2 separate regions of the Homo sapiens genome follow, and region 2 is linked to region 1. Evidence: read pairs that join two places in POLR2A ChIA-PET (ENCODE). Cell type or tissue: PC-9. All regions are shown on one strand. Each heading gives the region's core, and the rest is flanking DNA. Links, peaks and the distances in the headings are about the cores only.

Region 1 (4,399 bases), core at 314-4,313:
TTTTTTAAAGATGGAGTTTTGCTCTTGTTGCCCAGGCTAGAATGCAATGGTGTGGTCTCGGCTCCCTACAACCTCCGCCTCCCAGGTTGAAGCGATTCTCCTGCCTCAGCCTCCCAAGCAGCCGGGATTACAGGTGCCTGCCACCATGCATGGCTAATTTTTGTATTTTTAGATTTTTGTATTTCACCATGTTGGCCAGGCTGGGATTGAACTCCTGACCTCAGGTGATCCGCCTACCTTGGCCTCCCAAAATACTACAGGCGTGAGCCACTGCGCCCAGCCAACGGTGATACTATTAATGGCAAAGTGAAACACAGGACAGCAGGAATCAGTTTTGTAATGAAAGACACTATTAGTAAGTTTACTTTTGAAAACACTAAATTTGAGGTTATCAGTGGATAAACCAAGTGGCAATATATTATAAACAGCTGGAAAACTCATGACTTAAAGAAGTCAACTTATAGGCTGGGCATGGTGGCTCACGCCTGTAATCCCAGCACTTTGGGAGGCCAAGGCGGGTGGATCACAAGGTCAGGAGTTTGAGACCAGCCTGGCCAAAATAGTGAAACCCCGTCTCTACTAAAAATACAAAACAAATTAGCTGGGCGTGGTGGCGGGCGCTTGTAATCCCAGCTACTTGGGAGGCTGAGGCAGGAGAATGGCTTGAACCCGGGAGGTGGAGGTTGCGGTGAGCCGAGATTGTGCCACTGCCCTCCAGCCTGGGTGACAGAGCAAGACTCTCTCAAAAAAAAAAATAGTCAACTTATAAATCAATTAAATCTGAGCCTCTTTTTTAATTTTTTATTTTTTTTTGAGACGGAGTTTCACTCTTGTTGCCCAGGCTGGAGTGCAATGGTGCCATCTTGGCTCACCGCAACCTCTGCCTCCCCAGTTCAAGAGAGTCTCCTGCCTCAACCTCCTATATAGCTGGGATTACAGGCATGCGCCACCGCACCTGGCTAAATCTGAGCCTGTTTCTTAATCTCTAAACAAAGGGGGAGGGGATGCAGGGAAGGGACATTACCTCACTCACAGAATTGTGGAAAATTAAATGAAATACTGTATATCCAAAGGTACCAGGCCCAGCAGCTGACACAACAGGAACTTAATTTTTTTAATGTAAAAATAAATAGGCCGGGCATGGTAGCTCACGCCTATAATCCCAGCACTTTGGGAGGCCAAGGTGGGCGGATCATGAGGTCAGGAGTTCAAGACCAGCCTGGCCAACATGGTGAAACCCCACCTCTAGTAAAAATGCAAACATTAGCTGGGCATGGTGGCACGTGCCTGTAATCCCAGCTACTTGGGAGGCTAACACAGTAGAACTGCTTGAACAGGGAGGCAGAGATTGCAGTGAGCCGAGATCATGCCATTGTACTCAGCCTGGGTTACAGAGCGAGATTGTCTCCAAAAACAAAAACAAAAAAAAAAAAAAAAACACACACACACTTTACCTAAATGAATTGCCACAAAACTAAAATTCAAAGTTTATAAATGTAGTGTGTGTGTGTGTTAGTTTTTTTCCTACATTCTTAAGCAGAATACTAAAAAAACATGCTACACCTTTTTTTTTTTTTTTTTGAGACGGAGTCTTGCTTTGTTGCCCAGACTGGAGTGTAGGGGTGTGATCTGGGCTCACTGCAAGCTCCGCCTCCCAGGTTCACGCCATCCTCCTGCCTCAGCCTCCCAAGCAGCTGGGACTACAGGCGCCCGCCACCAGGCCAAGCTAATTTTTTGTATTTTTGGTAGAGACGGGGTTTCACCGTAGCCAGGATGGTCTCAATCTCCTGATCTCGTGATCCGCCCGCCTCGGCCTCCCAAAATGCTGGGATTATAGGCATGAGCCACCGCACCCGGCCTCAACCTTTCTTTTTTTTTTGAGATGGAGTCTTGCTCCCATCGCACAGGCTGGTGTGCGGTAGCACAATCTTGGCTCACTGAAACCTCCACCTCCTGGGTTCAAGCGATTCTCCTTCCTCAGCCTCCTGAGTAGCTGGGATTACAGGTGCACACCACCACGCCCGGCTAATTTTTGTATTTTTAGTAGAGACAGGGTTTTGCCATATTGTCCAGGCTGGTCTCAAACTCTTGACCTCAGGTGATCCACCCACCTCGGCCTCCCAAAGTGCTGGGATTACAGGTATGACCCACCGCATCCAGCCAACTACACCCTTTCTTGATGCTGGGTCATCATTATGAATAATAGTTGCTATACTGTACTACAAAATACAAGGATACCCTTAGGAACAAATAAGGAATATACTTATTTTTTGCTGTAGAAAATTTCCCATACTGTTATGCTAAAGTCCTTGCATTGAGAGGTTCTTTTCCTAGTTTCTCTTTGTTCTTAACCTTTAGCTATGTTTGGGAGATGACACTGGGCTACTATCCTTTAAAATGTATCTATAGTAGGCTAGAAAAATCAGATAACTGAAGTTCATGAGATTACTTTATGTTTAAAAAAAAAAGGGTAAATATGTCCTAAGAAAGACACTCTCCAATCAATAAAATATGTAACTTTTAGCAGGTTTACAACTAAATTAGTTGGCTAAAGCTGTCAAACAGCTTCTGAATAAGGGAAGTATCACTTATTTAAAAATAGCCATTTCAAAATAAATATGTATTGCCCAGAAGCAAAAAAATATCTGGCAACTTACTATGGTACCCTGAATATTTAAAGACCCATTATCTTAGGAGTAAAGAGTAACATACAGTTTTAAAATTTTACAGAGTCAACTGGTACGAGTAAGGTTAAATGGCAAGCATGTTCATTACCACCTAGCAGACTAAATCAGTCTAGCCTTAGGAGAGGAAATTTTTCTTCTCTAGTGTTATGCTTCATTTAGAGTTTCTATGTCACAAGCCAAACATAGGCAAAAACCAAGTAAATGTTACTTAAATAGGAAAATCATCACTATAACTTGGCTTTTCCCTGAATGTATTATTCCTCCAGACTTCCAAATAATAGAGTAAAAAATTTTCAAAGAAAAATTAAGACTCATAGAAACATTTTAAGACAGGTTTATCAGAAAGATAAGAAATCTAAGTACCACACCCCCATCCCCAACAAAATATTTTTAAAAGCAGATTTACAAAGTCAGATAGTCAAAGTCAGAAATGATCCAACTGCAGAAACAGTTTCAGAGAGAGAAAAGTGAAGGGAAATAGGGAAAAATAATGATACCATCTTGAGAGCAAGGAAATATAGTCAAAACAAAAAATAAGATTTTGAGAGAAATTCCAACTTCAGTTACGCACTTTAAAATATTTAGAAGCTAGAAGGCTATCGATGAAATATCAATAGCTCCTTAATAAACAAACTTGACTGCTTTGCTGTTTTATGGCAATAGTGCATATTTGCTTACTTGCAACTGAAAATTACAAATTTACATAATGTACAAATGCATGTATATAAATTAGCAGTATATTAGCTAAATAGTATATTACTCTCTTAACTCCTAAAGGGTTAATCAAAAGCCTACTTTTGGGCCTGGCACAGTAGTTCACACCTGTACTCCCGGCACTTTGGGAGGCCGAGGCAGGTGGATCACCTGAGGTCAGGAGTTCAAGACTAGCCTGACATGGCAAAACCCTGTCTCTACTAAAAATACAAAAATGAGCAGGGCATGGAGGCACACACCTATAATCCCAGCTACTTGGGAGGCTGAGGCAGGAGAACTGCTTGAGCCTGGGAGGCAGAGGTTGTGGTGAGCTGAGATCGTGCCACTGCACTCCAGTCTGGCAACAGAGACTCTGTCTCAAAAAAATAAAATAATAAATGGGACCAGGTGCAGTGGCTCACGCCTGTAATTCCAACATTTTAGGAGGTGAAAGCAGGCAGATCTTTTGAGCTTAGAACTCTGATACCAGCTTGGGCAATATGGTGAAACACCATCTCTACAAAAAATAAAAAAATTAGCTGGGCATGGTGGCATGCGCCTGTAGTCCCAGCTACTCGGGAGGATCGCTTGAGCCCAGGAGGTCAAGGTTGCAGTGAACCATGTCACGCCACTGCACTCCAGCCTGAGCAACAGAACAAGACCTTGTCTCTAAATAAATAAATGATGTGCTTTTGTTTCATATCTAATCCCATCTTTTTTTTTTTTTTTTTTTTGAGACGGAGTTTTTGCTCTTGTTGCCCAAGCTGGAGTGCAATGGCATGATCTTGGCCCACTGCAACCTCCACCTCCCGGGTTCAAGTGATTCTCCTGCCTCAGCCTCCCGAGTAGCTGGGATTACAGGCACACACCACCATACCCGGCTAATTTTTTGTATTTTTAGTAGAGATGGGGTTTCACCATGTTGGCCAGGCTGGTCTCAAACTCCTGACCTCAGGTGATCCACTGGCCTCAGCCTCCCAAAGTGCTGGCATTACAGGCCTGAGCCACCGCGCCCGGCC
Region 2 (4,399 bases), core at 400-4,399, 51 kb before region 1:
ATGGGGTTTCACCATGTTGGCCAGGCTGGTCTCGATCTCCTGACCTTGTGATCCGCCTGCCTCGGGCTACCAAAGTGCTGGGATTACAGGCGTGAGCCACCACGGCCAGTCGCAAACTTATCTTCATTTAAATGAAACTCATATCCCATCAGCACGTAAACTGTTTTAAGGATGGGAAAATAGGATTCTAAATCGCAAAGGATGAGCAAACTGGTGCTACTGCCACCCGAGGTTGGTGAGCACTACTTCAGCCCACAGCTGTCTCTTTTTAGGCCTAAGAAAAAGTATTAGGAACTAAGTAATTTAAGAAGGACTTTTAATGACTGAAGCCCAACAGATTTAAGTTCTTTTGTCTCCAGGTTAAACTACCCATCCTCTTACCTTTAATTTTCTGCTTGTATTCTTCTGGTCGGTGGAGGTACATGGCTGCAGCGTCACCATTGAGAGGATCTATGGGGTTAGGATAGGCCAATAACTGAGGCAGGAAGGACTCAAATATATTGGTAAGATCTGAAAAACCAAACAAACATGTCACACATGGGAAATGCAAGTTCACCTAAAATTCACTTGCATTCAGTAGTCAAGCTGCTTACCTTCTTAGATATTCACACGGGGATGATTCTCCATACGAGTGTGCTCTATTACATGTGACTTGTATTACACATTCATTTCAATACCAATTTAAACATTTTAATTTTAATTTGAAGAACGAGATAAAGATATACCTGACATTCACTTTGAAGGACAATTTTCCCAATTCTATTTCACTCTATTTATATGGCTATTTCACACAGCCATTTTCTACAGCTTACAAAACCCCCCACTCTGAAAGGTATTCAGATGCTGGGTCTTAAAAGAATTGAAGACAGTTTTTGTGGGGTTTTTTTGTTTGTTTTTTTTTTTGAGACAGAGTCTTGCTCTATTGCCCAGGCTGGAGTGCAGTGGTGCAATCCTGACTCACTGAAACCTCTGCCTCCATGTTCAAGCGATTCTCCTGCCTCAGCCTCCCAAGTAGCTGGCACTACAGGCACCTGCCACCATGCCTGGCTAATTTTTGTATTTTTAGTAGAGACGGGGTTTCACCATGTTGGTCAGGATGGTCTCAAACTCCTAACCTCAAGTGACCTGCCAGCCTTGGCCTTCCAAAGTGCTGGGATTACAGGTGTGAACCACTGCGCTCAGCCTTGAACACAATTTTATAGGACTTGACATTTAATTCAATTCTTGCAACTTCTAATGGAGGTAAATATAACCAATTTTTCAATTATTCTGGGTAATGAGGATAGGAATCTATATGGACCACATAAGACTACAAATATTCATAAGACAGATAAGCACCAATCTACTGCATTTATTTATTTAAAAAAGTTTTTTTTTTGAGAGAGGATCTCACTCTGTTGCCCAAGTTGGAGTGCATAGGTGTGATCATACCTCACTGCAACTTCAAACTCTTGGGCTCAAGCCAACCTCCCAGCCTCAGTCTTCCAAGTAAATTGGACTATAGGCATGTGCCACCATACCCAGCTAATTTTTTTTTTTTTAAATAGAGACAGGGTCTCCTTATGCTGCCCAGGCTGGTCTTGAACTCCTGGACTCAAGAGATCCTTCCATCTTGGCCTCCCCAAGTGCTGGGATTATAGACGTGACATTTATTAACTCCTTTCTTGCCAGGCATACACAGATGATATCTACACACAGTTAGCAAACAACAAACACCTGCAGTTACCCAGCGTTTTAGAAAAGCAGGCCCTGAGAACCTGGGTATAACACAACCCACACACCCCATAGCTCAGATATGCTGTAACTTCCACACTCTGCTCCTCAGTGAACTGCAGCACCCCTGAGAAATGGAAGGACATGAGAATGCTTCCATGTCTCTGCCCCACTCCAGCTGCTTTGTCATGTTTTATATAAAACATTCCTGTTTCTGGAGACAATGCTGAAGTATACTAAGTAGCATAAAAAACTACTCATTAATTTAGTCAGCTCTTTCAACCAATTTTGCTTTTAACAATGGGCGCTCCTTTGCAGTATTACAGATGAATGCTTTGCCAAGCCACATTGCTTGAGATTTGTGGTTCTCAGCCAAGGGTGATTTTGCTCCCCATGGAATTTGGCAATGTCTAGAGACATTTTTGGTTGTCATATCTAAGCGGTGCTACTGGCATCCGGTGGGTGAAGGCCAGGGAAGCTGCTAAACACCACAATGCACAGGACAGCCCCACAACAAAGGATTATCTAGACCAAAATGTCAGCAGTGCTGAGGTTAAGAAACCCTGATCTAGATAAAAGCGGTAGGCAAACCTTTTTGTAAAGGGTCAAATACTTTTAGGCTTTGCAGGCCACATATGGTCTCTGTCATAACTACTCAAAACTCAGCTCTGCCACTGTAACACAAAAGCAGCCAAAGTATAGGTCAACAAATCGATGTGGCTGTATTCCTATAAAACTACATATACAAAAACAAGTACCCAAGGTCTGCCCAACTTTGCTCTAGAAAATCTTACCTATAAGAGGTGGCTCTTATCACTGTAAGGTTAAGAAGCTGAGCAGTTAGAGACTAATCTAGAGCTGTGTTACTCAACCGAACTTTCTGCAGTGATAAAAATGTTTTATATGTGCTCACCTAAACCAATAGCCACTAGCCATAAGTGGCTACTGAGCACTCAAAATATGGCCAGTGTGAATAAGGAAATTAATTTTCAGTTTATTTAATTCTAATTAAATTTAAATAACCACACATGGCTAGTAGATCCTGTATTGGACAGTGCAGGTCTAGAGAATGATGGGCTAGAGGGTCCCATGACAGCTACCACGTCCTGTTCTCACACACCAGGTATTGACACAGAGCAGCTCTGCCTTACAACAAAAGCCACAGACTTGGGGTGATTTCATCAGAGTCTATTTCACCTTCATAAGGCTGACTTCAGAACGGTCCTAAAGAGCCACTTTATAGTAAGGTTCTCATGTACCACGAAAGAAATCCTGACACTCCTAATCAAAAAAGCAAAACAAAAATCACCTTCCTATATAACCCCCAAACTATCTGCAGTAAGATTTTCACCAATGTTTTATCTACAATTTTTTTAAAAAGGGAAACAATTATTATGGTACAAAACCATTGAAAACTATTTGTTTTCAATGAAAAAAATGCTTATACTTGAATGCTGGGTAGAGAAAGGCCATAAAATGGTATGTTTTCTAGAATTACAACTATGTACAGTGTGTATGCATAAGACAAACATTTTAAAAAGCTACCTCAAGGCAATAGATGTGTAACTTCTACTTTTCACATTTCAAATGACATTTCTTTTGCCTTTAAAAATCAACATTTTTGGCTCACACCTGTAATCCCAGCACTTTGGTAGGCCAAGGTGGGTGGATCACATAAGGCCAGGAGTTCGAGACCAGCCTGGCCAACATGGCAAAACCCTGTCCCTACTAAAAAATACAAAAAATTAGCTGGGTGTGATGGCGCGTGCCTGTAGTCCCAGCTACTTGGGAGGCTGAGGCAGAATTGCTTGAACCTGGGGAGGTGGAGGTTGCAGTGAGCCAAGATTGCACCACAGTACTCCAGCCTGGGCAAGTGAGTGGAACCCTGTCTCAAATAAATAAATAAAATAAAAATAACATTTTCCTGTAAATATGTCCTTTCTATTTTGGCATATGTTTGAAATATCCAATAAAACATGAAAAGTCTGAAAATGTTTTTATTTTCTTATCTTTATCCTTGGGTGGGTGAGTTATTAAGGCAGTGGTAGAAAATGCCAAAAGGTAAGCAAATTCAGTTTTACAGGCCAGACGCAGTGGCTTACAACTGTAATCCCAACACTTTGGGAGGCTGAGATGGGCAGATCACCTGAGGTCAGGAGTTTGAGACCAGCTTGGCCAACACGGTGAAATCCCGTTTCTACTAAAAATACAAAAATTAGCTGGGTGTGGTGGCAGGTGCCTGTAATCCCAGCTACTTGGGAGGCTGAGGCAGGAGAATTGCTTGAACCCAGGAGGTGGAGTTTGCAGTGAGCCCAGACTGCGCCATTGCACCGCAGCCTGTGCAACAAGAGCAAAACTCTATCTCAAAAAAACAAAAATAAAAACAAAAAACAGTAGTTTTACAATTGAATGTGATCCCATAGCAGGGAAAAGTTAAACAATAGTTACATTAACAGTAATTTTTTTTTTTTTTTTTTTTTGAGACAGAGTCTTGCTGTCAACCAGGCTGGGGTGCAGTAGTGTGATCTCCACTCACTGCAAGCTCCGCCTCCTGGGTTCACGCCATTCTCCTGCCTCAGTCTCCCCAGCAGCTAGGACTACAGGCACACGCCGCCACATCCAGCTAATTTTTTTGTATTTTTAGCAGAGAAGGGGTTTCACCGTGTTAGCCAGGATGGTCTCGATC

What was found. Peaks named below come from ENCODE experiments on the same cell type or tissue, not always from the same donor. Only the 100,000 strongest peaks of a DNase experiment are listed, where the experiment ranks them.
Region 2: POLR2A ChIA-PET joins it to region 1 with 7 read pairs; 5 of 35 experiments call an interaction of 5 or more read pairs at or near these places.

The regions. Positions count from the first base shown.
Region 1 is chr7:129,890,390-129,894,788 of GRCh38, forward strand. All of the region lies in intron 1 of UBE2H (ubiquitin conjugating enzyme E2 H), which reads right to left. Among named protein-coding and RNA genes, the nearest start is that of UBE2H, 60 kb to the right of the region's middle. In PC-9, for the core only: no CTCF peak of the experiment used is centred there; no DNase peak of the experiment used is centred there; H3K27ac peaks cover 933 bases.
Region 2 is chr7:129,838,826-129,843,224 of GRCh38, forward strand. It overlaps UBE2H (ubiquitin conjugating enzyme E2 H), which reads right to left. Exons shown (of 7, transcript NM_003344.4): 6 at 382-510. Among named protein-coding and RNA genes, the nearest start is that of MIR183, 66 kb to the left of the region's middle. RefSeq lists enhancers at 1-672, 3,835-4,399. In PC-9, for the core only: no CTCF peak of the experiment used is centred there; no DNase peak of the experiment used is centred there.